Regions from separate parts of the Homo sapiens genome. Here all the other regions are linked to region 2. Evidence: chromatin loops called from intact Hi-C (ENCODE). Cell type or tissue: PC-3. All regions are shown on one strand. Links, peaks and the distances in the headings refer to the core of each region. The heading gives the core; the rest is flanking DNA. Region 1 has its middle 420 kb from the start of LINC02058. Region 2 has its middle 100 kb from the start of LINC02058. Region 3 overlaps LOC105379082 (a long non-coding RNA gene). Region 4 has its middle 630 kb from the start of LINC02058.

The links. A loop is a pair of places that touch in the nucleus more often than their neighbours do. Peaks named below come from ENCODE experiments on the same cell type or tissue, not always from the same donor. Only the 100,000 strongest peaks of a DNase experiment are listed, where the experiment ranks them.
Region 1: a loop joins it to region 2, with 30 times the contacts of the local background. A loop is called at or near these places in 4 of 110 quality-filtered maps.
Region 3: a loop joins it to region 2, with 13 times the contacts of the local background. A loop is called at or near these places in 3 of 110 quality-filtered maps.
Region 4: a loop joins it to region 2, with 11 times the contacts of the local background. A loop is called at or near these places in 8 of 110 quality-filtered maps.

What each region holds. Positions count from the first base shown.
Region 1 is chr5:92,514,805-92,523,341 of GRCh38, reverse strand. No RefSeq gene overlaps it. Among named protein-coding and RNA genes, the nearest start is that of LINC02058, 420 kb to the left of the region's middle. In PC-3, for the core only: a CTCF peak has its summit at 4,835; a DNase peak (open chromatin) is centred at 4,811.
Region 2 is chr5:92,834,443-92,842,979 of GRCh38, reverse strand. It overlaps the pseudogene LDHBP3. Among named protein-coding and RNA genes, the nearest start is that of LINC02058, 100 kb to the left of the region's middle. In PC-3, for the core only: a CTCF peak has its summit at 4,524 (motif pointing right); DNase peaks (open chromatin) are centred at 4,529, 5,409 and 5,959; H3K4me3 peaks cover 873 bases; H3K27ac peaks cover 1,969 bases.
Region 3 is chr5:92,548,836-92,557,372 of GRCh38, reverse strand. LOC105379082 (a long non-coding RNA gene) reads left to right here. Exons shown (of 4, transcript NR_188298.1): 4 at 3,902-4,236. Among named protein-coding and RNA genes, the nearest start is that of LINC02058, 390 kb to the left of the region's middle. In PC-3, for the core only: no CTCF peak of the experiment used is centred there; DNase peaks (open chromatin) are centred at 4,532 and 4,772; H3K27ac peaks cover 2,221 bases.
Region 4 is chr5:92,305,795-92,314,331 of GRCh38, reverse strand. No RefSeq gene overlaps it. Among named protein-coding and RNA genes, the nearest start is that of LINC02058, 630 kb to the left of the region's middle. In PC-3, for the core only: a CTCF peak has its summit at 4,742 (motif pointing left); no DNase peak of the experiment used is centred there.

The DNA of each region.
Region 1 (8,537 bases), core at 2,839-6,838, 320 kb after region 2:
TCCATTTAACTTAGACCCTATCGTTTTGGGCTTTGATTTTGTTTTTATTGTGAACATTTTCTTATTTTCTGTACTACAATATACTCCAGCTTCACCCTGTGCATTCCTGGCCCTAGACCTAGAATCAGTCATTCTCCAAGGAGCCTTGATTCCTTTTATTGGAGAATAGTAAGAGAAACCGAGGTCTGGATGCTAGTTGTGTATTATGGGGCTGAATTGTGTCCCCTACCAATTCATGTTGAAGTCATTTCATTTTTATTTAATATATCTTGAGATATGTGTCTCTTTCACATTTCCTCTCTCCAAACACACAAACAATCAAACATATCATCACCATCACATATAAGGTTTACTTGTCCAAAACCAGATTTGGACACTAAGAAATAGTATTTTCACCCAGTATGTTATATGGGTTACTAACACATTGCCATGTTTCTATGTTTCATAAATTCTTGGTAAGAAACAAATAGATTAATAAGAAGAAAAATCAGGGCTCTAAGTGTTTTTTACACAAATGTGACAAAGATTTTTCCTTTCTAAAATAGGAGTGTGGTGGGGGGTTGGAGGGGTAGCAAGCACATAAAGTTTGAGTGGGAGAGCAGCAGGTAAATGGGCTACAAATTCCTCTTTAAAAATCCTTCATTTCTCTTCCAAATAAGGTCCTCTATATAATCGCAGCACAGTGGTAGATGTTGCAGAGCACAAGAGCTGCAGGTGCTCTGCACCAGAGACCAAAGTGTCATTACTTGAAGAACTGTTTGCTATTGGAGAACAAATAGTCGGGCATGCAAACTAAGAAGCTGTTACGACCTTCTACTCTCTGGTCCCCAGGGAGGCCATTTTATTAAAAAGAGGGAAACCATTGATTTTTTACATCAGACAGATACATATCACAACTAGTAGTAAATTGCCCATGATTCCCTGTATTATCTTCCCCAGGGAGTCTTCTGTAAGGAGAAACCAATGATTTCAACTTTTCAGGTGTGAAGTTGCCCTTAAATTATCTCCTTTATACTCTTAGTCCATACTGTGTCAATAACAGGAAAACAAAAAGCGAAGGTAGTTCAAACATATGAAGAATGGATATTTGATAAAAAAGAACAGGACAAAAAAATTACTTGGATGTGTTTAAGGCTACATTTCAACATAACTCAAAATTATTTTTCTCCATAAATATATGAATAGTTTTTGTCCCAGTGAATACATATATTCGTAATAAGACAGGATTAACCATAAATTGGGTTCCTACTCATCATCATCATCATCATCAAAGCATAATCCAAAGCTGGAATATTAAAATTGACCAAACATTTTAAAATTCTCATTTCTCATGAAATTATTTGAGTTCTTAAGTACCCCATTCTGTGGCATCTTAGAATAATTCTTATTCAGAAGAATTCTTAATTATATGTTCAGCTTAAAATGCAATGTGGATAGATAAAAAGATCAAGGAAGCTGAATCCAAAGACATATATATCTTTATTTACTACCTTATTTTTAAAATGATAATGTTTAGAGTATTGATCTAATATGTAAATAATGTAGAATCTGATTATTGCAATGGAGTCCAAAAATATGCAACTAATTAAGAACTATGCAGCACTAATATTTCTTAGAACTCTTAAAATTTGGCACCTCTTGAAAGACAGTGCTCCTCTCTTATTTCTTTCTGTATATTTTCATGAATTCTGTCTTTCATAGGATAGCTCACATTATCAGGTGCTTTTCCTCTTTTTCACATGATGGTTTCCAGCAGTAATGCATCTATAATCTGTCCTGTTCACAGCCACAACACTAAGAGATCTCCTGCATTAGGGATGCATCTGCAAAAGTCCTGCAGTTATTTCAGATTGGTTTGTTCCAGCGGTGGTGGCATGGCATAATCATGGTGGCTCAGGTGATATGACATTTTTATTGGACTGGCCTGACTCTAACGAAATTGTGAATGTGATCAGCCCTAAGTGAAATGCGTGGGTAGGGATTTTATTTAAGATAAATCAAGGTACAGACATGAAAAGATGGGGAAATAGTTGCTTGTCAGACAGACAAGTTTTCTACAAGTTCTGATATTTTGAGAAACGGGAACTGTTGGGATTTGATGTAAGTATGGATTCAGCTGTGCTTATTTAAAAACAATTTTCCCATCACCTATTTCTCATTATATTGTGAACTGGAGGCAAAAGTGTTATAAGAAGAAAAGTACCGACTGAGCTTAGAAATAGAAGAACTAAACACTAATTTCAGTTTTACCAGTGAACTGGGTCAAGACCGAGCAATCGAAAAGAAGAGGAACTGCCATACGATCCAGCAATCCTACTTCTGGTTATATATTTAAAGGAATTGAAACCAATACATAAAAGAGATATCTGCATTCCCATGTTCATTTCAATAGTATTTACGATGCCAATATTAATAATCAACATAAGTACTCATGAAGGGATAAAATAATAAAATGTGATATATATACATATATATACACACAATGGAATACTATAAAGCCTTAGAAATGAAGGAAAGTCTGTCATCTGTGACAACATGGATGAACCTGGAGAACATTATACAAAGGGAAATAAGCCAGCTATAGAAAGAAAAATGCCACATGATCTCACTTATATGTTGGAGCTAAAAAAGTCTAAGTCATAAAAACAGAGTGGTGGTTACCAGAGGCTGGAGAGCAGAGGGGGATGGAGAGCTGCTGATCAAAGGGTACAAAGTTTGTTAGAGGGAATAAATGTCCTATATCGATTGCACAGCATTGTTACTATAGTTAATAATAATGTATTTTATATTTCAAAATTGCTAAGATAGTAAATTCCAAGCATTCCCACCATAAAAACTGATAGCATGTGAGGTGATGGATTCACTAATAAGTTTAACTCAATCATTCCACTATGTATACGTTTATCATGACATCATATTTCACTGTATATACAATTATTATTTGTCAATTAAAAACAAAAATAAAATAAACCTATGTTATGAAAAAGAAAAGAAAAAAGGATTAGATTATTTCTAGATCTCTCTCCATCCCTGAGGCTCTGTAATCCATGAATATTGTCAATGATCTATTACAATGAATGTTGGAAGAAGGTGAAACCAGATGGGTGGCCTCAGATGAACAAAAAGGATGATGTCATGTAATCTCAATAGTTGAGAAAGAAAGACTTATTGTATTTGGGAGAATTCCAAAATTCATGTGTTATTCCAAGGCCTTGAATTTTTATTCATATATTCTTTATAATTTGTTGTAATTACTCAACAATTTCAAACACCACCCAAAATAGGCATTATAAGATTGCATTTTCATTTTAGTCTGCCGTGCTGTTGCATACCTAAAGGAAAATAAATAAAAACTCTGAAAAGCAGCCAATTCAAATATTGCACACCTGGCTCCCATTTGTTATAAGATTATCACTGAAAACAAAGATTCTTGACTTTTACAACTCTCAATTGTGTGGCCTCCTCAGCAATACTCCCCAGTCTAACCTGGCAGAAACTGAACCAAGAACAAAAGAAACCCCTCAAAAAGATCCACATTATGATCTCCCTCTCCTGGCCCTTGAACTCAATGACAGTATTTAAAACAAAAGTATATAAAAAAAGAAACTATGACAGCAAGAAACATGTTGGGGTTCTTCCATCCTCCCACCCACATGCAACAACAATAAAATTAAAATACGTCAAAAACATTTTCCTTTAGCAAGAGAAGTTTGCTTTTCTTTTGGAGATACCAAGGCCCCATAAAAGAAAAACATTTCCCTCTTGAGTTTTTTCAGTTTTAAAAATGTTTGAGTTTCTTAAATATGCAATTGGATTAGCAAATCCTGAAGAAAAACACAATAGAACTGAGTGCCAGAAGGGCTGCCTACTGCCTAGGTGTGTCTACATTTAACCATTCCGTTTTACTCCTACTCTAAATTGTAATTTCTAATTACAATAGGCTTGCCAGGTTCATTGGGTCTGTGAAAAAAGTAAACACAGAGAAGAGAATTCTAAGTATAGAATTCTGTTCAAAAATACTTCAAGATCCCTAAGACCAGCCCTCTGGCTCTAAATCTGACTGCTTCTCAAATATTTCAGATATTGAGCAGTATGCCATTTATTCCCTTTTTCTTGATTGATTGAAGGTCTAGATGCATATATTTGAATAATAACCTCATCTCATTTAAAAGCATCCACATGTCTGAAATCTTTACTGAAAGGAAATTGTACATTGTAGTTCATGTACAGCTATTACGTCTTTTTAAAGCTTTTTTTAAAAAAATCAACCCCACCGTATAAGGAGAACTACAATATTGTGTCTTTCTATGCTGTATACATTGTGAAAATATATTCAGGTATTACTTGTCTAATTGAAAACTGATCACCCCACACTTGGGCAAGCCTTTGGTAATCTGTCAGATGCATCTAGCCCAGACATAGGATAACGTTTTCTTTTTCTTCTCTCTGAGTATTCTAGATACACTGTTCTTGAACTCCCTACCTCCAATCTCCAATATAAGCAAGAATTGATGTTAGATATTATGAGTAGTTTAATCAGGACACAGGGAGTGCTAAGTGAATAGTGTGTTTAAGAACTGTAAGTGACTGTTATGTAAAGACAGCAGGCAATATGGAAAACTTTCAGCACTGTGCAAACGGGGAACTAGAAACATGAGAATAAACAGATGTAGAGGGGTTTGCTATGGGAGTTAGCCATTGAGGAAAGGCTGGAGGTTAGTGTGAATGGATATGATGCAGCATGACTTTTAAAGTACCTAGTTTTGCATGAGTAAGAAAGTGAGCAATAGTCTTTCAGGAATAGAAAGTGAAAAGTGAAGCTCAGTGTGGGAGTAGTGGCAGGTGAGGAGCCCCTTGTGGTGAATTGGAGTATATGCTTATAGTCGACAGAAGATAACAAAAGCTGAGCACAGGTCGGGTGGGAGTAGAATCTCTTCTATGAATTTACATTACCTCCTCTCAGTAAACCACCAACGCAGGTTGATAATCACAGTTTCTTCTCTTCTTCCTGCAACAGTAAGGAGCTTAATTACTGTACAATATCAATAAGACTTCCTTGATTGAATCCAGGGATGGGAACACTTGGTCAATTATCATTTGTGAAATCTAAAATGGAGAGTAGTTCTAAGGGCAGCTGTATTTCCAAAAGGTCTTCATCTATGATGTTTTCAATAATTGTTTTTAAAAATATGAAACCAAAATAAAGTTTTATTGAATAAATGAATTTACATTTTATTAAAAATTCTAGTACCCAATGTTGCCAAAAGTGAAAGACACATTATTTAACTTGAACAACATTGTAAGACCTAATGTCTTAAAAAAAAATTAGCCAGGCTTGATGGTGCATGCCTGTAGTTCCAGCTTCTTGGGAGGTTGAGATGGTAGGATGGCCTGAGCCCATGAGGCTGAGGTTGCAGTAAGGCGTGATCATGCCCCTGCACTCCAGCCTGTGCTACAGAGCAATACTGTGTCTCAAAAAGAAAAAGAAAATACAAATCCAACAACATATTGTCATTTACTATTTAGTTGGCATATAATATCTGGATGACAACTTGTTAATATGCGCAAACAGTTCTAAAAATACTGTAGCATTAATTCTTATAAAATTATCTTAAGAATTACAGATACAATTTAAAAATTGTGAATGTGACTTTTTAATTATTATAATAATTTGTATCTGTAATAACAGTTACAGATACAATTTTAAAATTGTGTATATGACTTTTTAAATTATTACAATAATAATTTAGAAACAGTCTATACGACCAATTATTAGAAATTAGATATTAAAAGTGGTTTATTCATGTTTCAGAATATTATCCAAAAAAGAATGTTTCTTGTATAATAAAAAGCAGGATATATAAATATATATGACTTATACTCTTTTAAGTTTGTAAAACAAATTGTAAAATATAAGACATAAACCAAATCAATAATATTATTTATTTACTCATTGATGTACTCAATAGTTATTAAACAACTGGAACTGAGTATATAAACTTCTGCTTTTAAGAAGTTTACACTCTTGGTTGGGCACGGTAGCTCACGCCTGTAATCCCAGCACTTTGGGAGGCCCAGGCGGGCAGATCATGAGGTCAGGAGATCGAGATAATCCTGGTTAACACGGTGAAACCTCTCTCTACTAAAAATAGAAAAAATTATCCGGGCGTGGTGGTGGGTGCCCTGTAGTCCCAGCTACTAGGGAGGCTGAGGCAGGAGAATGGTGTGAACCCGGGAGGCAGAGCTTGCATTGAGCAGAGATCTCGCCGCTGCACTCCAACCTGGGTGACAGAGCGAGACTCAGTCTCAAAAAAAAAAAGAAGTTTACACTCTCATAGTAGGTAGGAGATGTAAAATACAGTAACTTAAGAGAGGGGGATAGATACATAGATATGTATAATAAATTTTACATATGTGCATGTGTGACATACAATACTTTATCTCACTGAGTCTCCCTAATAGATGTAACATGGAAAATTATAGGTATCAACCTCATAGTAATGTGAATATTAAATAAATATCTGAAAAGTACCTAAAATAGTGAAGGTGCATTAAATGTTATGTGTTATTAGAAGTTTTCCCTTTTCTCTACCTACAGGTGAACTTTATTTATTTACTTATTTTTTGAGACTGAGTCTCGCTCTGTCACCCAGGCTGGAGTGCAGTGGCACAATCTCAGCTCACTGCAAGCTCCGCCTCCCGGGTTCACGCCATTCTCCTGCCTCAGCCTCCCGAGTAGCTGAGACTACAGGCGCCCGCCACTACGCCCGGCTAATTTTTTGTATTTTTAGTAGAGAAGGGGTTACACCGTGTTAGCCGGGATGGTCTCGATCTGCTGACCTCGTGATCCGCCTGCCTCGGCCTCCCAAAGTGCTGGAATTACAGGCGTGAGCCACCGCACCTGGCCCAGGTGAACTTTATAAATTAGGTCTTCTAGGCTTTGACTGTGGTAAGGCAAATTTGAGAAATTTCCACTTTCCATAAAAACTGGCTTTCAAACTTATTGTCTTGTTAATGTACTAAAATCAACCTTCTTGTCACCTATGGATATGGACTTCATGAATGAGTCAGAGAAGGTTAGGCTACAGTCAATCTATTTAAAAGGGGAATTGAAATAAATGAGCTTGATATTTGACAATTATTATACCTGGTACATCCTATTAAAGTGGATTGATATGTGGGTGATGGGTGAGAAAATAAGGAGAGAGATTTTTTTTTAAAGTTAAAATTGGGCTATAAAGAGAAAGAAAGACGTAGGTAGAGATGGGAAACGTTTGCTTGTGCACTTGATGTTTGATGATGAGTTTTTACAGGTGGAATACTGTAGTAGATCTCTGTTAAATATAACAACAACTTTCTTCCTCTTTTTATGTTTCCGCTTCTCATGCTTTCCATGAATTGGCAGAGTCTAGTTCCTTTCACCTTAAATCTGGGCTGGCCTTGTGACTTGCTTTGATCAACAGAGTGTGGTAGAAATGACACTATGGAATTCCTAACATAGGCTTGCAGAGACCTATAGCTTTCACTTTCACTGTCTTGGGATCAAGTCTTCATGAACAGAAACTCAGGCTTAACTCATGAAGGTGTACATGGAGAAAGAGGCTCAATCTGCCCTTATCTGTGCGGCCACCACAGATGAAGCACCACATATGAAGCACCACATATGTGAGTGAAGCTGTCTTGGCTTCTTCTTTTTCTTTTTTTAACAATTGAGCTTCCACTTGAAGACAATGGTATGAGTGACCCTGATTTATACCACACTGAAGAGAGACTAACTGTCCACGATATATTCTCACCAAATTTTGGAATTGAAAGCAATTAATCACTTGTTGTTTTAAATGATCTTATTTAGATTTAATTCACATACAATACAATTCACCTATTTAAAGTGTACCACTCAATGTATATTCACAGATAAGTGCGACCTTCATTACAGTCAATTTTAGAACATTTAGTCACCGCAAAAAGAAACTCCATACCCTTTAGCTATCATTTCCATATCCCTCATCTCTCTCCAGCCCTATGCAACCACTACTCTACTTTTTATCTCTATAGATCTCCTTATTTTAGACCTCCTTATGAAAAGAATTATGTAATACATGGATTTTTGTGCCTGGTTTCTTTTATTTAACATATTGTTTTAAAGGTTTATTCAAGTTGTAACATGTGAGGAAAGAAAGAATAGCTCAGAAAAGTTTGAGCTATGTGAGGAATGCAAAATTTATTAGGCCCAGACAAACATGATTATGGGACTTTAGTTATGCTCCCCACCCTCACACCCATGCTTGAGGCAATTGTTCAAAGTCATTTTGTTCCTTACTAGTTGCCTCACCCATTATCTTCCATGTTCCTAGAATTTGTAATGCAAAGAACAATATATAGTCAATCAATAGCTTATGTTATTTTATTGTAAATTCTTGGTAAACAACTTAGGAACTAACTGCTCCTTTTTTTTGCCTTTAAAAATCTAGTGGTAACTGCTGCTAATTGTAGTGTATATTCAGGGCAACTCAAATCTATGCTCCCAGGTTGCAATC
Region 2 (8,537 bases), core at 2,715-6,714:
AACTATTTAAATTGTTATTTTTGGAGATTATATATGGTCATATGATAAAAAAGTTAAGTGACAAAGTAAGACGCAAAATTACATATTTTCTGTAATATCAATTTAAAGTATTCCTGGCCATATGAAATATATATATACTTAGATAAAAAGATTGAAACATTAAAATATTAACAAGCATTAAAATTGATGGTTGGAGTGTGAATGGGTGATTTAATAACTTCATTTTACTTTTCTAAATTTTTCAAATTAAATTAACATTGTATTGTTCTTATAATTAGAAGCCACAAAATATGATGTGATTTATTTTGGTGAGTCAACAAGCAACATTATTTTTCTTGACTTACCATGTTGATAATGCTAGCATAATAGAACACGCCTAAAATTCCGTAATTCAATATATTTTATCGCACTAATTCCAAGCCTTATTTTAAAACTATACTTTTATATAATGATACAACTTTAGATGAGTGAGCAATCTCACCAAAAAAACATAGATTTGCTGTAGTTTCTTAAAAAGTGTTTTTGAATACTTTTGAATCTTTTCTAGTCAAAAACAAATGTTTTTTTACTGATATATTATTTTATATATAAGATTTTACATATTAAGATAGTTGATTATGTTCTTTAGACAGTCATCGTATTTCATTCCCTACAAATCTTAAATCCCTGCCTTTCTAATATGCCTATCATGAAGAAGAGTGTTTTGGAATTCAAGTACTTGAACATGAAAAGTTGCAGCTCATTGCATGTGAGAAAACTGCATAGAAAAGCGTTGTCTTTGTATGGAGACACAAAGCTCAGATCACTTTTCAGATTCCCACATGTTCCTTTTTTTTCCTTGATCAATATTCTGCCTCTGTTGTTCTCCCATTCACTTTTTGACTTGAATGAAAATCCTCACCACACGTCTTCCTGTATGGCTATGCAAGGGTTGGAAGATGTAGCTTGGAAGTGTGAGGAACTTGCTGTATGTGAAGTGAACCTTGACCAGTACATAACAGGGGACCGAAAGCAGTCAAGGTACATTAACTTCTTCCTTTTTCTTTCTTTTTTCTTGCGAAATGCTTACTTTTTTCTTGCAAAAGTTACAGACAAGTTCTGAGTACCAAATAATGCAAGACTAGGTAAGTCACCATGTCTTTTTGAAGCTCATTGGTAAACAGTGACGAGCGTGGTACAACATCATAGCAAACTAGTTTCATTTTCCTTTGTCTTACTTCTTTTCTCTCACCTTCACATGACATCAGGGTTAGCATCTCCCAAAAAGTTTTAATCACTGCCTTTTGCTTTTCTTTCTTGAAGAACCAGTTTAAGATACTTTCCCCTTGAGATGATTTCTCCTACCACATGTAGACTTGGTGTGGCTTGGGCCATCAGCATTTTGAGAAAAAGTTTTGCTACTAAACTTGCCCTTGCTATTGTTTTGGAAGATAAAGGGAAAAATAAAAGGATCTGAAGAATAGGAGCTTATTTCTTTAGACACCTAAAATTGTGACAGAAAAGATTATTCTGTCCAAGTCAATTCTCAGGTTGTGGTAGTAATCATAGGACTCTGCCAGGAAGAAAAAGAGAGTTAGCCCACTATGGCCTAGAAAAACATTGTTGCCTTCAAATTCATTATTTTGAAGATTGTATAGCACAGTCTAGATTGCATGAAAATTGAGATTTTCCACTCAGTAGATGATCTTACATATATTGTCCGAAACTCAGTCAACAACCCAAGACCTTTGTGATTATAAGCAAGTTTAAACTGGATTCTATGCATTGGGATATTTTATATCTGAAAATATTTGCATTAATCCCAGTAGCTGCCCTGGATGGATTTGGAAAATCACAGTAACTCAAGTGTGGCTGTGTGAAGTTAAGTGAATGTGGCAATAACTTTGCCATAAAAATTGAAGTTGGAAATGAGTATAAACATTGACCATTAAATTTAGGAGATAGTTTATAATTTGGTGAATGAAAGTGCCTATGAGGTGTTAAAACTGAAAGAATGCATAAATGTTGTTATTGATGTAAGTGTGGCTTAGCTAATTGAAGCCGCATTTAAAACAATTTCCAGGTTCAACTAGTATCAATAATAATGAAAGGTCTATACGGCATTGAGAAAAATTCTTCTGAGCCTTTTTTGTGTTCTAAATGCTCAAAGATTATCTTTTGTTATTAACAGGATTTTGATGGTAAAGATATTTTGACATCCAGAAAGGTCTAAAACAACCATAATATCTACATTTTTTGGTGAATAAATGTAAGGACTCTAATGTGACTAACTGGACATTCAGTTACCATTCATGTTCATGAATCATATTTCTTTCTAAAGCAAGAGATTGGTTCCATGGTAGCAGAATACATTAATAAAATACTTTCATTTTAACCTAAGAAAAAAATAAACTAAGCAGCATATGTGCCAAAAAAAGAAAAAAAGAAGAAAAGAAAGACAACAATATAGAAAATTAAAAAATTGCATGGTTCAACCTAAATCTTGGTAGAAATATGCAGGAAAGTAAACTCCCTCCAATGAAACCATCAGAATATGCACACCAGACAACATTTCCTTTTATAAAGTGTGTCTGTGGTCTTCACAGCATGTTCTGGGTTATTTTTTATAAATAAACAAATATTCAATGAAAATAATCACTTTGTTGAATTTCAAAATCATAAAAGTAATGTAATTTTTAGTGTAGAGCAGAAAACATGCAAAGAAAAGCATACTAAGGGAAACAAAATTTGTAAGACCGTGAGAGCCACTGCTATTGGTTCACAATTTTTTTAATATGTTCACAAACGTATACACCTGAATAATGATAGGACTATATAAGCAGTGATGTATTCTTTTGTGTTTTGTTTTTAGTCATCAATTTTCTCTATATTTTCTCAACTTACTTTTCTTTGAAAATTCCATTTTTAATGTCTCATATGAGTAGTTCATATGGATATAGCTTATCTTATTTACTCACTAGCCCAATGGTGAATATTTAGGTGATTTTTCCATTTTTGTAGTAGAGAAAACTCTGTACTGAGAATGATCTACATACTATTTTTTTTGTGTGTATGAATCTCTTATTCTTTCATGAGAAGTATAATTACTGGGTCAAAGGGCTTAAACAACTTAAATTTTTTGATATATATTTACTAAATTATTTACAAAATGCTATCTGATGTATTTTCCATTTATATTTTTGACTATTCATTAATGTTTAATTTTTTATTTGTTAGCAATTTGTATTTATTATTTTTGAGTCTTAATGTCTTTACCTATTTTTCTGTGCAAGAATTTATATTATGTATTGGGTTATAAGGACTCTTTACATTTAAGGATTCTTACAATGGGTGTGCTAGACCTGAATAAAGCTGAAAAGAAAAGGACCTACTTCCAAAAGCTTATTTTAGCATTCAAAGACAGAAAATAAATAAGCAAACAAGAAAACAAGACTTTTTTTGTTTCTGACAAACACATTCCTTTGCATCTGACATTTTAGATAGTGGGATAAAAAGTGTGTTGATGCCTTCACTAATGTGGCCAGAACATGATAAAGTTCTCTAGTTTCTGAAGTCTTTATTCTACTTTATTTTTATTTTATTTTGTTTCATTTTTTGAGACAGAGTCTCGCCCTATCACCCAGGCTGGAGTGCAATCGCGCCATCTCAGCTCACTGCAACCTCTGCCTCCTGGGTTCTAACAATTCTTCTGCCTCAGCCTCCTCAGTAGCTGGGATTATAGATGCCCACCACCTCGCATGGCTAGTTTTTGTATTTTAAATAGAGACAGGGTTTCACCATGTTGGCCAGGCTGGTCTTGGACTCCTGTCAAGTCTTTATTTTAAATAGATATATAGTTTTATAGATTTCCAAATTTTGGTCTTGCCCATTTCTTGTTAATTTTTTTCTTTTGGGTGAGGTCTCTTTGCATTATGTCTCCTAGCTGGTTATAGCAAGCGACTTTTCAAGTACGATATTGATAATTTGAGCTATTATTCCAATGTTAGCAAAAGGGTGAGCCAATTACCACAGAGCGGTACTCAAAATTTTCTGTGAGTCCCAGGACTGTTTCCCTAACTTCCTAAGCTCATATTTGCTGCGGAGGTGTTAGAGCTGGAGAACCTGTTGATGACCAAAAAGCTTATGTCTCTTGATAGCTTATTTCTTGAAATTATACTAACAAACTTATTCTTTATCAAACACCTTAATTTGTGTCTTTGGTTTCTACTCAGAATTAATAAACTTCAAAAAGGTATTTATACATTCTAAACACTCACTTAATATTACCCAAGTTGTATTATAGTTTTTGAATTTATTTCCACATAGATTTTCACTTAAAGAAGAAGAAAAGGTTGATTCATCATGACTAGATAACACTGAAGAAGACTGAGAAACTGCCTTTGCTTTCTAACTTTGCACTTGGCCGGGGAGGGTGTGAGAGGCTATATGATCAACTGTTAACTGTGGGAGCAATCCCCAGGAGCCATCTCTCTTTCTGTCTTACTGAGTATCTACCTGTGGATTTCCATGACACTAATTACCACATGGGGGCTCTGACAGTTCACATTAACCCAGGGAGAATACAAGAGTCAAGGAGAGGCATTCTCATATAACTCCCCTAAAGGTCTGCCTAAGGTTAACAGGTAAAGGTTTGAGACATTTTTTCTTCCAGGCATTCAAAATATTAACTACAGTATTGCATTTTTACAGTGCACTAATATTTTTTGATATAGTTAATGTTTCCTACTAAATCTGAAGACTGACTATTTTGTGTTTTGGGGTCAATCCTATATGCTTATTATTATATTTTGTTCATGGGCTTAGTTGAAAAAAGTTTATGTAACAGAACAAGAGAGAATATTGATACCATTAGTTTTTTCCTCCCTATGCACCAACAATCCAACTTAAGGGTAGAGATAAATTTTTGCCTTCGTATAGCCTGCCTCAAACCATCACCAAGTGCCCTCCATATACAAATCACTTGCTTCTGTATATTTTTGTATCATTTCATGTTTGACTTGATTATTGTGCTTAGTACCATGATTTAAAATATTTATTTATCCAGCTTCTCTTTAGTGGATTATAACTTTCATAAATACAGGAAACTAGTATTTTGTGTGTGTGTGTGTCCTTCAAACCTCTGTACAGGGCAAAGCATATGGTAGTTGCTTATTGGATGAATCAATAATCCATTAAATAATCATTCTATTTTGTTCTCATATTACTTCTGAACTTGATCAACATCAGAGTCTGCCAAATGCTTTTATTAACTATTTACATTCTATATTGTTACTAAAATTTAAACAATTTTCTGTTAAAAATGTTTTCACTGTGCTTCCCTTCATCTTACAGGGTAAATTCATGTTTGGTTTGATGAGTAAGTGTATTTAGACATTTATCTGGCAAACTTGAATAAATTCTTCTGGGATGATAGATCAGTGTACTGTGTTTTAAAGTAATACTATAGCATGTGGAATTTACCACAACAGCTTCTAGCAGCAGCAATAGCTAACATTTATATAACATTTACTATGTGCCAGGCTGATAGTTAACTCAAAACTATTTTCCAGGCACTATTTAACCACTTAATGTAGATTAATTTATTTACTCTTCTCAATAGTGCTATGAGGCTGGCATTATTGTTCCTATTTTACATATGAGAAAACTGAAGCAAGGAGAGGTTAAATGAAGTGCCCAAGGTTATGCACCTGGTAAGTGGTAGAGTTAGCATTATTGGCTTCAGACCATCGGTCCGTGATCCTGACCGCTATGCCAAAGATTATTCAAAGACTGCTCTTCTAGATAACATTTAGAACATGACCCTGAGGGGGAAAAATTAAGTGGTAAAGCTACAATTACAGAAATGTAACCTATCTGGAATGCAGTAACATCAACATTAGGCTAAGAGAGTTTTACTGATGGCTATAAACTCCTAGGTTATGAATCATGTGCTCATATCTTATAAATTTTGAGATGAAGTGGCATATATAGTGCCTGTGGAGTTCCAGAATGGCCAAACCTAATCCAAAATCTTTGAACAAACAACACTATAAGATCTGTGGTGTTCTTTCATGTACAACTGAGGTTTTTCAGCCAAGACTGACTAATTAGTGCTAGTTAGGAAAGACTGTCCACCTGGGTTTACCCTCCTCTTAACACCCCCACATCTCCCTGAATCTTGGCTAAGGGGTACTGGAGCTGCCAGCCCATCCTCTGTGCCTCTCAGTTTTCCCCTACTATCTGTCCACAGCACTGCCACCTCTCACCCAATGGCCATGCCCTCCAGCTTTCAGTCAACCTCAATGGCATGGCCATTCTTTCAAAGTTGCTCCCACTCTTCATTTAATCTGGTTAGAAAAAATGACACACTAAAGCATTTTGATAAACAAATTAGAACATAATGATAGTTTTCCATATTGTTATATGATGTGACATATAAAATGAAGCAAAGTAGGAGTTGTTTTAAAGGGTGGTAGGAAGAATCTTCTTACCTGCCAGCTGTGTTCACCAAGTATTTACCTTCACCTAGATATTGTCTGCAGGACCATGTTAGTCCTATACAGATGCCTTTAAATAGTACTAGTCATTAATATAATTTGATATCAACTTGGAAGCAGCTACTGTTTCTTTAGTGTTCACATTGGGTGGCATGTGCCTTGTATATATTATTTCATTTAATCCTTAGCAATCATGCTCAGGTAGGTGTTATCATCCCTTTACACATGGCTAGAAACAAAGCAAAGCAAAACTAAACTAAACTAAAGCTAGAACAACACCAAACAGTAATATTACATTTCTCTCAAGTCTTAGGCTGAGTAAGTTGCAGAGGTGGGATTTGCTATTAGTGTATTCTGACTCCAAATCCCAAATTCCTCCCACACCACCATGATGAAAAAAATAAGTTTTAAGGAGGGACTGGAGAAGCAACAAAGAAAAATGTTTAGAAGGGGAAGACCCAGATGAGAGACTGGCAAGCCACAAGGTAACACAAAATCTAAGAGAGTCTCTGAATGTTGACAAACTGATGAAGAATAAAAAGTTTCCAGGAATTTCATAATGTTCTCTCCTTGCCATGTTTATGCAAGCTTGCTGTTTATGTGAGGCCAGCATGTGAGACTGGAAAGGAGTTCAAAGTGGATGCTGAAATGAAGAAACTCCAGCTTTAAAAATTTGCTTGCCATATTCAGATATCAAATGATATGCTTTAAAGAAGTACTGTATAAAAGGTATTGTTGGAGGGGCCAAGATGGCTGACTAGAAAAAGCTGCAGTTGGAGGCTCCCGCTGAGAAGAATGAAAACTGTGAGTGAATCCTGCACCAGAAACTGAGGTCTCCAGATTCTCTCACTGGGACTGACTAGGTGATTGGCACGACCCATGGAGAAGGAGGAAAAGCAGGGTGGAGTGACAGCGCACCTGGGAGATGCACGGGGCAAGGGGCAAGGGGAGGTCCCACCTCCAGTCAAGAGAGGTGGTAAGTGTGCTACCCCACCTGGGAAACCATGCTTTTGCCACAGATCTGTGCAACCTGTGGATCAGGAGATCCCCTGGTGAGCCCACGCCACCAGTGCCTTGGGGCCCAAGAACAGAGCTGTGCAAATTCTCCATGGCCGCTGGGCTGGAGATTGCCTAAGACTACTGAGTTACTGAGTTCCTGGCGGAGGGCGGGGGCGGGGGTGGGCAGCTGCCATCACTACAGATGCCAGCTACTTAAGACAACTGGGCTTCCCAAGAGAGAGGCAGCCACCATCACTTCAGCTGCCTGCTGCTTAAGACGACTGAGCTCCTGGAACGAGGGGCGGCAGCCATCACTGTAACTCCAGCCTGCTGTTTTCCCCTGGTGGTGCTGGGGAAACTGGATGGTGTGGAGTCAGGAAGGATTCCCCACAGAGCAGCACAGTGGCTGTGGCAGATTGTGGCCAGACTGACTCTTTAGGCTGGACCCAGACCAGGCCTCCCTGTGGGAATTTCAGCAACTCTAGCCAGGGGCTTAGGGACAGAACTGTGATCTCCTTGAGATGGAGCCCCTAGAGGGAGGGGCGGACGTGATCTCCACAGATCAGAGAATTTAGTCTTTCCCCCTGCTGGCTTTGAGGAATCAAGGCAGTCCCTGACGAGTGGGATTTCCTGGTGCCACCAAGTGGCAGCCAGAGTGCTTTGTTAAGCAGGTGTCTGATCCTGTGCCTTCTGACTGGGTGAGACCCCCAAATAGGGGTCACCAGACACCTTATGCAGGAGTGTTTCCGTTGGCATCAGGTCGGTGCCCCTCCGGGACAGAACTCCCAGAGGAAGAAGCAGGCAGCCATCTTTGCTGTTCTGCAGCTCCCACTGGTGACACCACCAGATGCGAGAGGGACCCAGGCGAATAGGTTTTGGAGTGGACCCCCAGCAAACAGCAGCAGCCCTAGGGAAGAGGGTCCTGACTATTAAAAGAAAAACAAACACACAGAAAGCAACAACAACAACAACAACAACATGAACAAAAATTTTCTCACAAAATCCCCATCCAAGGGTTAGCAACCTCAAAGATTGAAGCTAGAGAAACTCATGAAGATGAGA
Region 3 (8,537 bases), core at 2,293-6,292, 290 kb after region 2:
TTGGTAAGCGAAATGGAATTTTAATTTCATGAGGATGCTAGAAAATTGCAAGTTGGAAGATCAATTTTATTTACTCCATCATTAACATGTGCTAAGTGAATATCTAAAGCAAGCTTGTCCAACCTGCGGCCTGTGGGCTGCATGCGGCCCAGCATGGCTTTGAATGTGACCCAACACAAATTTGTAAACTTTCTTAAAAGATTATGAGGGTTTATTTGCGATTATTTTTCTTTTTGCTCATCGGCTGTTGTTAGTGTATTTTATGTGTGACCCAAGACAATTCTTCTTCCAATGTGACCCAGGGAAGCCAAAAGATTGGACACCCCTGACCTAAAGTGTAATCCATACTCTGATAGATGGTTTTCAGTAACACAAATTCAACATAAAACTGAACATACATTTTCATGAGCAACTACTAGGTTCCAGGTACATGACTGCTATAGAGCATTAGAGTTCTAATACTAAGTAAAGCAGAGTGATTTTTAAAATCTAAATACAGTTTAGCCAGGAAGAGTGAAGTATAAACCAATCATTGAAATTTAGAGGGCACTGTAAAGAAAACCCATATACATGGAAGAAAGAAAAGGCAGGGTCAACTTCTTAGTTGTGAGGAAGGATCTTGAAGAAAAGATTACTCTGTTTTTGCATTGCCATAAAGAAATACTTGAGGCTGGGCAATTTATAAGAAAAAAGGGTTAATTGGCTCACAGTTCTTCAGGCTGTACAGGAAGCATAGTGGCATCTGCTTCTGGGGAGACCACAGGAAGCTTCTAGTCATGGCAGAAGGCAAAGGGGGAACAGGCACATGCTGAAAGCAGGAGCAAGCGAGAGCCAGCAGCGAAGTGCTGCACACTTTTACACAACCAGATCTCCCGTAACTCACTCACTATCATGAGAACAGCAGCAAGGGGATGGTGCTAAACCATTCATGAGACTCCAACCCATGACCCAGTCACCTCTCACCAGGCCCAACCTCCAACATTGAGGATTACAGTTAGACAATTCAATATGAGATTGGGGCAGGGACACACATCCAAACTATATCAGATAATGATAATATGACTTAAAAAAAAAAGATCTGTATAGTCTCACCTAACAGTAGCCTGCCTGGGGCAGGAAGACAAATGGAGTTCATGTCTCTAAATATTTACAATTATAAATTAAGGTAACAAAATTGCTACCCAGAACATATTCAAATGTCCTACCCTGTCAACTATAGCTTTTGAGCAACAAAATATGAAAATAAGTCATGAATCAATGTTTATATGACTGGAGAAAGAAAAATATTAAACATGATGGAATTTGATTATTTCCCATATTTAGATCTTCTGTTTATGAGTAAGGACATTTAAACTAGTAATAAAGGAAACATACATAGTTTATAAATATATGTAAACATTTTATAAAATTTATTTTTCCTACCTTCATTTCAATACAATTCAATAATTTTACTCGTATTTTCAGATTTACACAGATTATGAAAAAATTTTAACCTGAGATTTTTAGTTTTTTAGTTCTAAAGTATATTTTTAATTAAATTTAGCTGTTTTCATAACATTTAATCCACATTACCATCATATGTGCCAAAAAGTAAGGCCAAATTTGATATGTGATTTGCTTTTCAAGAAATAAATTTAATCATCTGGATAACTGAACAAGAGAATGCTAAATATACACTTAAGAAGATAGATAATATTGCAGTTCTTTATTTTTCTGCTTATTACCTGACTTCAAAATGATGATTTCCATAAAATTTCTTGGTAATTCTAAAAGATAGTAGAAACAAATCAAAATGAGAAACAAATGAATAAATAAAATGCAATATTTTATTTGACTTCTGAAAATATATGCAGTCTTAAAGCTATAAACCTTATAACACCAGACCTCCAAAACATCTGGATATGAGGTATTAAATAACATATGGATATCTGATTTTTTTTTCAGATTTCTCCTAGTTTTCGTATAGTGCACATGCAAATTGCAAAGAATCAACAAAGTCTTCCTGATCTCTATATATTTTTTCTTAATAGTTTTCAAGGAAAATGCAGCCAGGCTTGGTGGTCTGGTCATTTGAAATCTCTAAAGGAGCTTAAATATAAGTAAACATCAATGCGAAATCATAAAAACAAAACTGATTGTTATTTCCAACTGCAGTGATTCAATGTTGATGCCCACCCAAGGCAATCCCTTGGTTCCGTCTTCTGACACTGTATTAGAATGTCAACTTGTGGATTCACCTTAGCTGTTAATAAGAAATTTTGTCTTTATCATGAAGATTGGATCTTGGGTCCTTGTGTCAACATTAAAATAGTAATAAAGTGATGAAATACAAAATACCTAGGAATATTATAGGATCTGAATCTTCTAACTGGGTACATAGATACTTGAGCACATTAAATGAATTAGTGTTAATCACAAGTGTATCATGTAACTCAAGTAGATTGTGTGGCCCTGAAATTCCTGAGGGTTGCCTGTTGTTTCACATGCTGCCAGAACTTGAATGCCGCCACCACCCTCCCCTCACCCCACTCCCTGGGGGACTAAGCAGAGATTATTAGACTCTAACTTCCAGAAAAAGGGCTAAGTCTTAAACATATCTAAGATTATTACTATAGAAATGTTATTGCTTAATTTTAATGAGTATGTTGACCATTTAAGTTGACAGTCCTTGTCACAATTTATCAAAGACAAATTAGCATAGTTAGAGTCACCAAAAGGAAACTATTAAAACCTAAGTGTTTTCACTTCTTCTGATCTGGCACTTTTCCTATAGAACTATATATCACTTTAGTGCTTCTTAATTAAAAGTGATGTCTTCCTCCAACTTAGATCTGTACTGCAAACATTCCCTGTCCCATGTTGCTTTTGATTTACAAAGTACAATATAAAACTGGATTATATTATCTTCAAATAAAATCAACACCAGTGATGTTGCTTTGAGTGGTTTATAACAGTGATTTCACTAGATGCAGTGAAAATGCACAATACCTGGGAATTAGAAATTTGCTCTTTTCAAATATTGAAACACTTCCCTTTCTTCTAAATTAACATTATATTTTATTAACCTATAAAATCTCATACTATATGTGTACTTGACTTCTAATATGCTAAATTTAGGGTATCTCCTCTTACTAGGTATTTATTATCGATTAAATATCTAGAGCAGTTATTTAAAAATGCCTATTCCTTTTGTAAATTTAGAGGCTATAGATAGATCAAATTGTAATTATGTAACATTTAATTTTTAGATGAAAATTGTATTGAGATAATTTTATATTCACATGCAGTTGAAAGAAATAATAAAGAGATACTGTGTATACTTTACCTAGTTTCTGCTAAAGGTAAACTATAGTATAACATTAGCCTAGGATATTGACTTTGATATCAATTTTATCCAGCTTTTTCAGTTTTATTTTTACTCATTTGTGTGCATGTATATTTAGTTCTATATGCTTTTATCCATATATTGTTATTAATATTTAATTTTAACATGTAAATATTTTCTTAAATTTTAAGTATCTATTAACTGTTGTTTATGAATTATATGACATATAATCGATCCTTAAAAATATAAAATAACTACTAAAATAGGTTTCTTTTAGTATTCTAATCGATAAAAACATTAATTTTAGACTTGGCTAAATATTACTATCAAGTAGTTTGTAAAGGTTGACTAATAGTTCCCCAAATGAATAGTTTAAAAACACCATTGACATTCTTTTTTCCTTTTGAATTCACACCACAGTTTTTAACTAGAGGTTCAAAAGAGGTTAAGAAATATGAATCCATTTTCAGTATTTGGGGCATCAGCTCATTAAGAGTAATAGAGCAGGCTTCCAGTTTGAAAAAGGCACTGACTCAAATGTGTAATGATTTCACTTTCAAATTTCTTTTATCTCAGCTGCTTCTACTTCAACAAATACAAGTGCTTCAGATATAATAAGAAGACTAATGAGGATTGCAGATGATTACAACAATATTATAATACTTCCCAAGGCATAATGACATTTTTTTCCCAAATTAAGGAAAAAAGGTTTTTTCTTGTTAGAGTCTTTATTGCCTGAATATGACCTCAGTTAAAACCAGGAACCCAACTTTAGAACAAATCTATGAATAAGTATTTTTTTAGTAAGACTTCTTAGCTTATAATGGAAGTTTTATTAACTTTAGCAAGGACTATGTATGTGCTACAGGATTACATCCTTAAAATAAAATGTGCCAAAACGGGTCATTTGACATCACTGCCTCATTGCTGTTCAGAGTTGGCATTTTGCTGATCACCTCACCATGTACTCTTGGGTACTTTCTCTATAAAGTGGTTACAAGTCCAGCCTTCTGATGTTATAGTTGGATGCACTATATAAAAGGGCCATTTTCTACTAAGTACCTTACTTGCTTCAGAGCCAGAGTACAGCTCTTTCATCAGTCACAGTTTTGAAACAGCAGGGGTACAATGTATCAGTTTGTTCAAAGTAGACATTGTGCTGTTTACAGAGAAATTGTGACAAATCAGGAAAGAATTTATAACCAACGCTATACAACATAACTTAAACAACAAAAAATAAAGTGCATAATCTGACTCACAAAATGAGACATCTGCAAACCACTACAGCAAATTGTGTAATGAACAGCCTCTCCAGGGTCTTCATGTAATTCAAAGCTGTTTTTGGCTCCCTTTCATTCTGAGTTTGAAGACAGATTATTTTACAAGGTACATCAGCCTTTAGGGAACAGCAATTTCCTCCTTCCCTCAGCCTTGCCTCCCCACAACACAAATGTAACTTTTTAAACTGTTTATCTTTGATCAAAAATATATTACTTAGCGTACTAAGTAAACAGCCGAACATTTTGTCATAGAAATTATTGCTTCCTGTGGCTATTTTTAGTGGCTTTTTTTCCCCACATTTTCTGGGCAATTGGTAATAAGGCTGATAACCCTGCCATTTGTTGCTGTAATGATCTCAGAAAAACATTTTGAAATACGATCTGCTCTTTAGTGTAATGGATAAACTACTATGCTGCCAGGAATTATACCCAACTTCCTCACTCAATAGTCATGGGAACTTAAGCAACAACCACAACCCACACACATAATGCAGGAAACGATACGGAACACATATATTACATTTCTGTGGTGATGTGGTTACCAAGAATGGGCACTAGCGTTGCTGAAGCACCAGAAATATTAAATCAAGATGATGCAAAATATGGAAATGCTGATATACTATACTCAATTGTAAATTATCTTGCTTTTTGAAACAGTTTGCTAGCCACCTATTAAATGATGAATTTTCTCTAAAATAATACATTTAAATATAAAAAAGAAAGCATTTTAAATAGAATGCCATTCAATTTTGCTTTTTGCTGTTATACAAAATCATTTTCAGTCCTATATATATTCACAATACTTCTAATATTCTTGAATACAGCTTCATTATCTTTTTCTTAATTTGAATTTGAAAATATTATAAAACAATCAGCATGCTTCTATTATTTATAAATTCTTTTTAATATTCATATTAGAGAAGTTATATATTTGTACATATTGCCTGTTTTTTTCTGTTTCCAACATTTACTGTGGATGATTTATTATTTGTATATATATATTTTTTAACTATAATTTTGGAACTACACTGCATCTTTACGTCTAGAATAGACCTTAAAAGTTAGGGGTTATCAGCTCTACTTGTTTCTTCTGTGTCTGACATATAGCCAGAGCACATAAAACAAGTCTTTACCTGTTTTCTAATACTTACTGATTGCACTGTGGGTAGTTTGAATTTAGAGACAAATATTTACTTGATTTTTATCAAAAATATATCTATCATACTACTTCTTATGTTTAAATGATTGCTTTTATTTTGTTTCTTAATATAGAAGTACCAGTAATTCTATGAATGGTGAAAGAAAAATAACAGTTTTGTTGTTTCTCTTCTAATATCTGTCTTAATCACTAATCTGATAATTTAAAAATATATATGTATATATTTATATATACATATATATATAGAGAGAGAGAAACAGAGAGAGAGAGAGAAATTTCATGCTCCATACTATGTTTCCCAAATCCTATACCTCTTAAAAAGATTATGGAACCTGGAACCTGGAGAGAAAAAAAAATGAAACCAAACAATATCTCAGAAATGTAGAGACTCGGGATCTGTGAAGTCGCTTCTGATGTGGAGATGCTTTTTGAAGTTTTAAAATGACAGCGTTGAAACATCTCTCTGCCTTCCCTTTGCGCTCTCTTATATCTGCTTAAGTGTCTTTGTCAGAAGTATTCTTCTGGTAACTATGGCTCAATCCAAGAATTCTCTAGAGAATTCTTAAAAGTATTTGTTAACAAATAAGAAAGTTTATTACTGAGGGCAGACCTCATTTTAAAAATATGTTATTCTATTACTAAATGTGCAAAATTGGATATATATATATACACACATATATGCACACAACTGCTTAGCAATCATGTTACGTGTTCCTCAAAATTGCATTTATCTTTATGGTGTAAGACTATCTACAATAATTCTCAAGGTCTGTTTTCTGATGAAGAGAAGGTGGAGATGTAAAATGATACTATTTTTTCTTCCTAAAATTGTCATAGAAACATGTTAAGTCCTTAGCTTTCTGGTCCCCACTGAGGCCCAGAACACATGAGTAGATGATGTAGCAAAATCAAAGATCACTTGATTTTTAAAAGATAAGTTTCACATCTTATATTTTACAACCCAAAAGGAAACTAAGTTCGGAACAATAATAAAGCTAATATTTATGTGTTTAAATTAATAATCTTGTTTGATTTGAGCATATGTTGTATTTTAGGAAGCAATAGTTGAACTACAGAATTTCAATATTATAAAGAATTATAGAAATTATAATGTATGACAAAAGAAAAAATTCTATATTGCCTCTATTAGATTCAAATTAGTATGATAAGAAAAATATACAACCAAAGGTATAATTTTGTCATCACTTCAAATTGTCAAGCACAATTTAAGAAATGTAAAGATTACGTCTGTACAAAGAAAATCTGGCAATGCTTTTCCAATTTTCCTAACTACTAGGATGTAGGCAGAACATACTGATGAAAAACAATTACCTAATAAAATTCTGATATAAGATATAAGAAAATAATCCTGCTTAGCAGAAGTGCAATTTAATCATTCAATTTTATTACATTCTTTTTATTTTCAAATTAAAGTAGAATGCTTAAAAACAGAGAAGTAGCTTTGAAATATTGTGAATGATTAAAAAAATGAATAGTTTAAGTGAGATAAATTCCAAAGGAAAATCAGTGTAAATTCATGCAAACAGTACTTGAGAGACATTGTTCTGAAGGATAGCTTTTTGTACAGATCCATTTTAAAAATCTCAATTATTCAAGGAATGCATTGATTTTAACATCAATTTTTCTTCACAGGCTTTGTTATGAAAATAGGTATATATAATGAAGTGGGCTGCAAGGAAATTACATTTTGCAAATACTCTCCACTTATATCAAAGATAAGGGCCATTCAAGAGTCTCATATATTAGACTAGCTTTGTCCCAATGGAAACATAAAGGAAATTGTGACAAAATATACATTTTTCTTGGTCAGTTAAGACTGTACTCTAGTAACTAGCATTTTTTCCCAGAATAAAACTTTTTGCGCCCCTTTAACTCTTCCACAATGCACTTCCTATTTTTCTGTGTCAGTAGCTGCACATCAAGGTGCACACGAAGGCAAGTGGGATTTCCACGTGCTCTTGTCTGGCTCTATTCAATCAATCGCTATGAGATTCAGTTTTATTTTGAGGAATACCTGGAAGAACATACGTAAAAGACCCTAATAGTACCTGATCCAAAACTGGTTTTTAAAAGATAACTATTTTGTTTTACTTCTTGACATGTATTCAGAGATCTTGGTATGGTTTGATTCAGTCTGTTATCTTTGTGTATTCCTCCCTGTCAAATTCCTTAATCACACAAAACCTATGTTCTTGGAATGAACAGTTCGGTGTCTTTATAGGATTTTTGTCTTTCTTAAATCTGGCTCTCTCATGATGAATACTAATATCTACCATAGAGTACATACCTCTGTATGCCAAGTGCTTTGTATATGTGGATGTCATGATCCCTCTCTTCTATTATAATGAAATGAAGGCTCAGAATGTTTATTCCAAAAGCCTCAAACCACCCTGCTATAAAGTTTCAGAGTCAAAATTCAAACCTAATCTGTCAGATATCAAAGCAGGTTCTCCTCTGAATATGACACACTGACCCCTTTGACATATTTGTCCCGTTATCTCAAATTGTGTGACATGTAAAAAGTTGAACAATTCTAAAAAAAATTAAAATGCCCTCATATTGATGCCCACTGCTTTCTTGTATAGGCTGCTTAGAAGTGTTTCTTGAAATTCAAATGTATTTTCTTTTGCGTTGATGATCTTCCATTTTGTAGAAACTATTAAGGGTTAACTGAGTCATTCTAAAATAATAAGTTCCCCCATACCACAACACAAAACGAAACAAAAATGAACAACTCAGCTTCTTTAAATAT
Region 4 (8,537 bases), core at 2,267-6,266, 530 kb after region 2:
TTATATAGACATTAGTTGGCAAGAGATGTTGTCTGTGCATAGGTCTTGAACACTTCAATAACTTTATATTCTGAAAAGAAGGACTTAGGAATACATGTGTGTATATACATGTGTCTATCTATCTATCTATCTATCTATCTATCTATCCATCTATCTATCTATATCTATCTGTCTATGTTCTCTGTTGTATAGTAATGGCTAAAAGCAGAACTGAAGTTAATGCTCACTCATTGAATAGAATTATTGGTGATCAAATTAATTAAGATTGTTACTATAATACTCTAAGGAAAAGATAGTCATTTGTTAGTTTTAGTAATTCCCCATGGCTGTTGACAATTGTCATTTTGTAGATACACAAAGTATATGCACCATAAATCCATACACATTTATAGATGTTTCAGTCAGGCTCCTGTCAGAAAATAGATGACACCATCAGATAGAAAAATTGGAACAGAGTTTACTAAAGGGACTAATTATAATGGCATGAGTGGGACAGAGAAATGCTGCAAGAAACAGTGCAGCCTCTTGGGAGTAGTGACAGAAGGGCTTAAATAACATACCTCAGCTTGAAGGGCAAGAGGAAGAGGCAGTTATCAGAACATGGAGAGAGAGAGCTTGGGAGAACCTTACTTCTGAAAGGAGCCAGGACCTTTGGTCAAAAGAAACTATCCCAATGTAATCTCTGAGAGAAGGCACAGGGGGAGTAGACCTCTGCGCATTCATTTTCTCACTGTTGCAACCTTCTTGTAATGTTCTTTTTTGGCCATTGGAGGGACAAACAGAAGGCCACTGGCACAGTAAGTCACTAAAAGTTCTGAATTTAAATGGCTTTAAATCCTAAAAATCGCTATTTAATAGCAACTAATAGCTATTAAAGACAGCTTTTTTTGCAATATTAACTGAAGCCCTCAGTCCAGTGACAGCAGGTGAATATTTTGGCATATTTTAAAGTTATTTTTGCTAATATTCATGTTCATGCAATCTACTATGTTTTAAAATTTCAATTAATTCATCAATTCTCAAATAACTTATGTAGAGCCTATTATGTAGCAAACAGACAGTCTTGCACGATAAAGTTGGATATGACATGGTCTATGCCATAGAGGGGAGCAAAATGTGATGGGGCAATAGCACCTACAAACAAATAATTATAATTTCAGCATAGGTGTTGTTGTTAGTGGTACAAATTGACTGCTATCAAGAGATGAGCAGTAAGGGATCTATTCATAACAGAGACGAAGAAAGACTTATAGTGTACATCTTAATTGATCTGGGCCTTAAAAGGTAGCTAGATTTCAACAGGCAAAGGGTAGGCTTTCCTGCCTGAGGGAATCCATAGTATGAGTCTGAAAGGACACAGTAGTTCAAGGAACGTTTCACATGGGAACAGTGTTCATTAAAAACAACAAGAACAACAATAAAACAAGTTGATATCTTCTAGGAGGAAACTTTAAATGTTATTACATGAAATTTGTTTTGTACTGAATATGAAAGAGCAAGTTTCAGCATAAGGAAGTAACACAATCACAGCAGCCCACTAGAAAGATTGTTCTGGCTTTTGCAATTAGTTTGCACTACTTTGGAGAGGTACTGTGTGTAGGACAATCGCAAAGGAAAGAATATCAGTAAACTGATATTCACTAAGATGACAAGGTTTGAAATAGAATGGAGACAGTGGAATGCAAAAAGGAGAGGCTAATACAAGAGAGATTTCACGATGTGTTCTCTGACGTCTAAGAATTTCAATACTATATTTAAATGTGAAATAGCTGTCTCAGATCAACTTAAAAGAAAAAAAAGAAATATTTAGATTATCAGATGTATCACTGCCTAGTATCATGTTCTCCTGAATATAAGTTTCTTTTCAATATGCTTTTACAAAGCCAAGGGAGGCCGATCGCTTTCTCCTCTGCCTCCCTGTGGCTCCAACAAGTATCATTATCTCTAATCCCAGCCTTACTCATCCTGCTGAGCAACCAATAGCTATTAAAGATAGCTTTTTGCAGTATTAACTGAAGCCCTCAGTCCAGTGGCGGCATGTGGATATTTTGGCATATTTTAAGCTACATTTTTTGAATGGCTTATTAGAATTTATCGAAGTCATTTTGCGACTGAAAAACTCACTCATCTTACCTGACTTGGAACACACTGCTAGGAAGTTGTATGCTCTTCTTATTTGGTAATTTATACTGATGAATAAAATTTGCTTACTACATTTGCATGTAAATTGGTTTTGTGGAATTATAATTTATTAATGTCATAATCATCATAACAAAAGCATTAATAGCACCAATAATATTTAAAATATATCAGTCAAGTAAAACACCAAGACATTACTAAAAATAATAAAATACATGATCCCTTTTTAAAGTTCAAATAAACATGAATTTCTTAGTGAAACTCTTAAGGCTACAATTCTTTTCCCTTTCAGGTTTTTTTCCTATCATGTATGGATGCTACTTGTTATGATATGAAAACAGTATTCCTGGATTGGGAAGTTAGGACTGGGAGTTTTGTCCCAACTTTGAAAGAGTTGGAAATGTCCCTATGAGCAAGTAACTCTGAGCGTCTCTGGTTCTTTATGGCCAACTATGTTAAATTAAAGAGTTGGACTTGATATTTAATCTCCTTTGCAGATAGTTAGCATGATGTCTTATTTCAATTTCAAATATCCATACATTGATAGTGTGAGAGATTTGCTAAAATAAAATGTTAATAATGTATGTTATAAGTTTATAAGGTGGATTTTGGAAATCACTATGTTTCATAATGACAATATGTGGAGTTCAAGGTTTTGTCTTCATGACACCAGTGAAGCAAAAGACTATACACACACACATATATATATATATATATGCACACAAACTCACGTGCTCACACACACATATACAAATCAGTCAGTAAGCATATTTCCAAACATCTGGATTTTTTACATCATGGAAACCAAAACTTCCAGATGTTTTCACTAAGGCTTAGTGTTAGGCATATTTTTAATACAACTGTTAAGAATCTTAATATAATTAACCCCAAAGAAAAGTACATGTATCGTTTCTGTGTGTGTGTCTGTGCGAGCGCGTGTGTGTGTGCATCTGAGAGAAACAGAGAGAGAGAGGAGGTAAGGAAGGAAGGAAAATTAACCACTTTCCTACTCCATAAAAGATTGCACAGTATACCTGCAACAACTTGCTGAAAAAATAAGATAAATCTTCATTTCTCCATGTTATTGTCAGCTTGACTTTGGTTCCAGACTAAAATGAATGATTTATCATTTCTCAACTTTACACCAACAAAGGATATTTATTTCAAACTTATTTCTGTCTATAATTTCGTGCATGTGTTTTCACAGTGTCTTGTGACTTTCCCTGCATTTTATTGTATTTGAATTCTTATTGTTGAATATATATAAGCACGTGCTGTCCTTGTATTCCTCACCATGTCTGTCTTAGAAACAGGTTGGGGAGAAGCCTTTCAGTGAGCTGCAGAACTGCCGGGGTCACCAAAGAATTCTGCTTTCCTTACTTGTCAGTTTAAGTTACTGTAAAGAGATCAGCTCTTAAAAATGCATGACTTCATGGGGCAAAATGTGTCAAAAAAGGTTTAAAATAATACAATCCTAAGAACCACAGGGGGTGGGAGGTAACAGTAAAAAGAATTACTGGTATTTTCTTCTCCTATATCCTGTATTATAGCCAGTGCGACACATGTGAGATACAGTCATTTTCTCCAAATAAGTTTTGCCAAAATTACTGCATTTACTACTGTTACACTTATTAATTATCTCGATAGGTGTGGCTGGAGTGCCTATCTCTAAATGCCCCTGTGCTTTGCCATGGAGAATTCTTGCTCTCATCTTACGGTGAGGAAGATGCTGCTGAGTATCACTTCAGGAGGCTATGGTATAAAACTTTAGGAATAACCACAACAGAAATCAAATTCTTGGGGGAATAATATGCAAGTTTTAAAACAATCCTACTTTTTTTTTTCTTTAATTAAAAAGAAGCACACATGGAATATTGCATAAAGTATTTCCTAATTATGCTGTTACTTTTTCAGAGTTGTGTCAGAACACACTTTACTGGGATGCTCTGGATTACATGTAATTTTAAGGCAAATCATTATGAGGTAGGAAATATTTTTAGTTTTCTAATATATGATTGAGATACTGGGTATATTACATACCTAATCATGAGGAAAATAGCCTTGATTTGTATGCCAAGGAGTCCACTAGTTGAAGGATTAACTTTTTTTCTTCAAACATGCTAATTTAGTTTTGTACCTTCAAAGTCACATTCCACATCCTATACTGTATTCACTGATGATACCAAATTCGGCAAAAATATGTGTGTCAGTTTATGTAGACAAAGCTATCTTTCTTTATGCAAATTAAGTAAGTTGGTGTACAGTGGCACAATCTATGGCCTCAAAGGGTCTTTGGTATATCAGTGTGGGTTTTGTTCACAAACTGGTGCACTGCAAATTTGCAGGTGCAAATTTTGAAACCTCTTTCAAAAACATGGCACATCATTTCATTCCTAAAAAATGATTGGTATGCTAACCTAAGAATTTCATAGTGCAAATTATATTTCATTCTGAAAATTCATGAAGACCTAAATTTAAATAGATTGTCATCATTTTCTCAATCTAAAAGCACTGAAGAAACTAAATATATTTGAAGGTATTTTTCTGTGTAAATTCTGGCCCATCATATCTGCTGAGGCTAAGTAAACAGTTGGCAAGGAACTCCCTCTTGTGGTCAAACATTCTTAATTAGAAAAAGAGATTTTGTACTCAACTGATGTTCTGGATTATTAAAACATGGGTCACTTGTAACCATTAAGATTAACAGTACTGATATAAGTGCTTTTACTGAAGCAATTCATTGCAAATTAGGGCTGAATTCTGGAACATATGCTCTTAATTTTTCCTAAAACAGGGCTTTGCACTGCTGTTCAGGATAAAACCACTTTGATTACAATTTCTAAGATTTCTTATTTCTTTAAAAATATCATGGCACTCATTAACAATTATACACACACCAAAAAAACAGACACATCGAGTGTAAGACATTTATGAATTGAGTATTGTAAGAAGTGCAAATTCTCTTTATTTTGATCTCAGCACTTTATTTCTAATAGTCTCTAAAACTGTAGGACCGTTCAATATTTTTATAAGCAGTGAGAGAAAGAGTTCCCATATGCTGTTAACCAGTGCTCTCCCAGACTACATGTGGCAACAGATTCTACTGTCAGAGGTAATGCATGCCTGACACCCAATCAAAAATGTCCTAAATACTTATTATGAATGAGACAAATTACTAGACACATAATGAAACTGACAAATTATCATTTTTTTTTCTGATCATTTGACTTAAGCAGCACTTCCAACTACTTCCCAAGATTGGTAATAGACAGAAACTGTCTGCCATAGTACTGAATATGCAATTCATTTTCATGATAGCAAATTAAAACCTGATGCCAAGAATCCCAGGATTTGTCCTGACAGCACATCAAAGCTTGTGAAAAAGGCTGTGCTCTTAGATCAGGTCACTGCTGCCAGTTCAAATACTAACTGTACAATCTGAAAACTTCTTTTCTGGATGACTTTCAATATGAGCAAAGGAAAGATCTAAAGTTAGAGTCATTATTTAAGAAAAAAAAAGAGAGAGAGAGAGGTGCTGATTGTATAGGTTCTACAGTTTGTGCAAGCAATATCTACATGTGAGAGAGCTATTTCTGTATGTGTGCTGGTTCCAACATACCTTTGCCTGTCTAAAGTTAAACACTCAATTAATCATCACCCAAATGATGCACTTATGCTTCCTTTACATAAACTAGGTAAGAATACACATAGAAGGACAAAATTGTTTGTCTTTAAGTTTTTGTTCACATTTCCTAGCTGCTCTTATCATTAAGTTTTATTGACTCTTGGTGTATTCTGTCTTAATTGTTTTTCTTATCTTTTAAACATACAAAACTCAGTATGTTCACTATAGAAAAATCAGAAGTATACACATTTTTATATTGGAAATGTAATAAGCATTTGTGTTTCCCAATATATGAGTAAATTTGTAATCATTTTAGTAGCATTATTTCACAGACATTGACTCTTTTTCATGTTTGTTTTTTTTAGCAATCTCACTTTTAATAGCAAGCATACTCTTTATTACATGAGTGAATTGTTATGTATTTACTCAATCCATCATAGGTGGAAATGTTTAAAATCTTTTTAACTTTTCCAGTATTAATAGAAAGGGATATTTACTTAGTTATATCTTTATATGCATAGTTATTTAATAATTTAAACTAGTTTCAAATTAGTGAGTTATGCCAGATGAAAGGTGACAATATTTTGATTAATGTATTTTTACTTTTATTTAAAAATCATATATATTTTAGTATGTTTTAAATATATTTCATGGATTCATTTTCAATTAAATCAAATATGGAATGCATAAATATTATTAAAATAATATTTATGTAATATTTTTCCCCAAATAAAAATAGCTTTCTATCACCAGAAAATAATTAATTAAACTCTGAGCACAAACTCAGGTTCTTTGCAAAGGAAATAATGTTAATAATCAATAAATATATAATCCAGGCTATGAGCACCATTTATATTCCTTTACTCTATAATTTTACTCCACTCCATCATATTAATATTAAGACCCTATAATACTTTGGAAATTAAAAGAATGTCTTCAAAATACTGAGTTCCTTGCACACTTAGAAGAAATTTCGAGTAAATTAGCTTCTCTTAAAAGTAATTATTGGTTTGTAATATATTTTCCTGCAATATATTTTCCAGAATAATAATTTATGTCATGAGGGAAAAAAGAGTAGGGTAGTATCTATGTACAAAATTTATCTTTTTTAGCTCTCTTTATATGTATCTTTCTATTCCACGTTTAATCTAAGATTCCATTGATTGTAAAGTGTACAATTCATTTTGGTGCCATTAAGAAAAAAAAACCTCTACCAATTATAATTATATCATGGACTATAAGACAAGATTCTCTCTTAGAGAGGTTAAAAGTTTAGAATCAATGTCTTAGAATTAATGCACCATATAGTTAGAGGCATACAATATATAAAGAAATGTAAATAATTATCTAAAATTATAATTATATTTACCAATAAGAATATATAACTACAGGGATATACCGTAGAACTCTGGCCATGGTATTTACGATGGTACCATGTACATTTAAGACTGTATTTATGATTCTTTAAAAAAATTAATTTAATTAAACATTTTAATTTAACATGACAACATTTAACACCTTAACATATTTTTTTTCTGGAGTATACATTATGAATGTATGTTTTAGCCATCTGTAGGTAATAAACTATTATATAAAAAGTATATATAGGTAAAAAAATAACACATTTCTCTAGAGTAAATGCATTGTCTCTGCAAATATTTTGAAATGCTGGGTAAGGTTTTGTTCAAATACTGAATGAATATAGACAGTTTTCACATACCATTAATAAACTTAGAGTCATAAAAAAGTAGAAAATACATTTATATCTCTTTACTTTTATATGCATATAAGTATATCTGATGCTAAGTAATCTGGTTTTAGAGAATTACAAAATAGCTCTTGATAAAACAGTGACTCAACTAATTTTACGCAATATAAATTTTAAGGTAAATAAAATTTGCTAAGTCTAAGATGGCTGGCCTACATTGTCTCTTCTGTGCCTATGTCAGACACTGCTACCATGTTTCTTTAACTCTAAGATGTCATCAATCATGAGACACACCATTATTTTATGTTCAATTTAAAAACAGAAAAATACGGTTGCCAACTAGACTTTAACATGCCATTGAGTGCAAGACACACCCCAATTTCAGAGAGGGAAAATGATCTACTCTAGAATATATGGAACATTATAGTCAACCATGACACCTTTTTCTAGTAAGTTTGAATACAGTCTCAGAGAATTTTGCAATGCAACATTCTCTATAGACAGACCAATTGAGAGGTGAGAAATTGTGACATGGGAATCACTAAATGTTGAGAACTCCCTGTGACAGCAAAGGGAAATTTGAAATAGTCTAGTAAGGAAAGAGGTAGAGGTCCAGAATATTCAGTGCCTCTCTGATACTGTAGTTTTAATAAGTTCATTTACTGAAGGAATTTCCCCAAAACACATCTTTCTACTTTCATTTACCTATTGACAAGTGACTGGAATTGATACAGGAAGAAGGAAAGAAAAACCAGGAAGAGAGAGAAAGAAAAAAAGATTGCATTAACCAAGTCTTATGTTTTAGGGCTGATTCATAGGTATTTCATGTGTATTTTTTAATGTGACATTGCTCCATCTTTACAGATAGAAGGCCTGAGGCTTTGGTAAGTGAATAATCTCTCTAAATTAACACAGCCTTCAGGAGCAGTTGTTGGAATTAATATTGAAATCTGTCTGATTCCAAATCTTATGTCTTCTTCACTACCTTAAAACACCACTCTGAAATTTATTTGCAGAAAATTTTGTTTCACAAATCTATTCAGCAAATGAAGACATACCTGTACA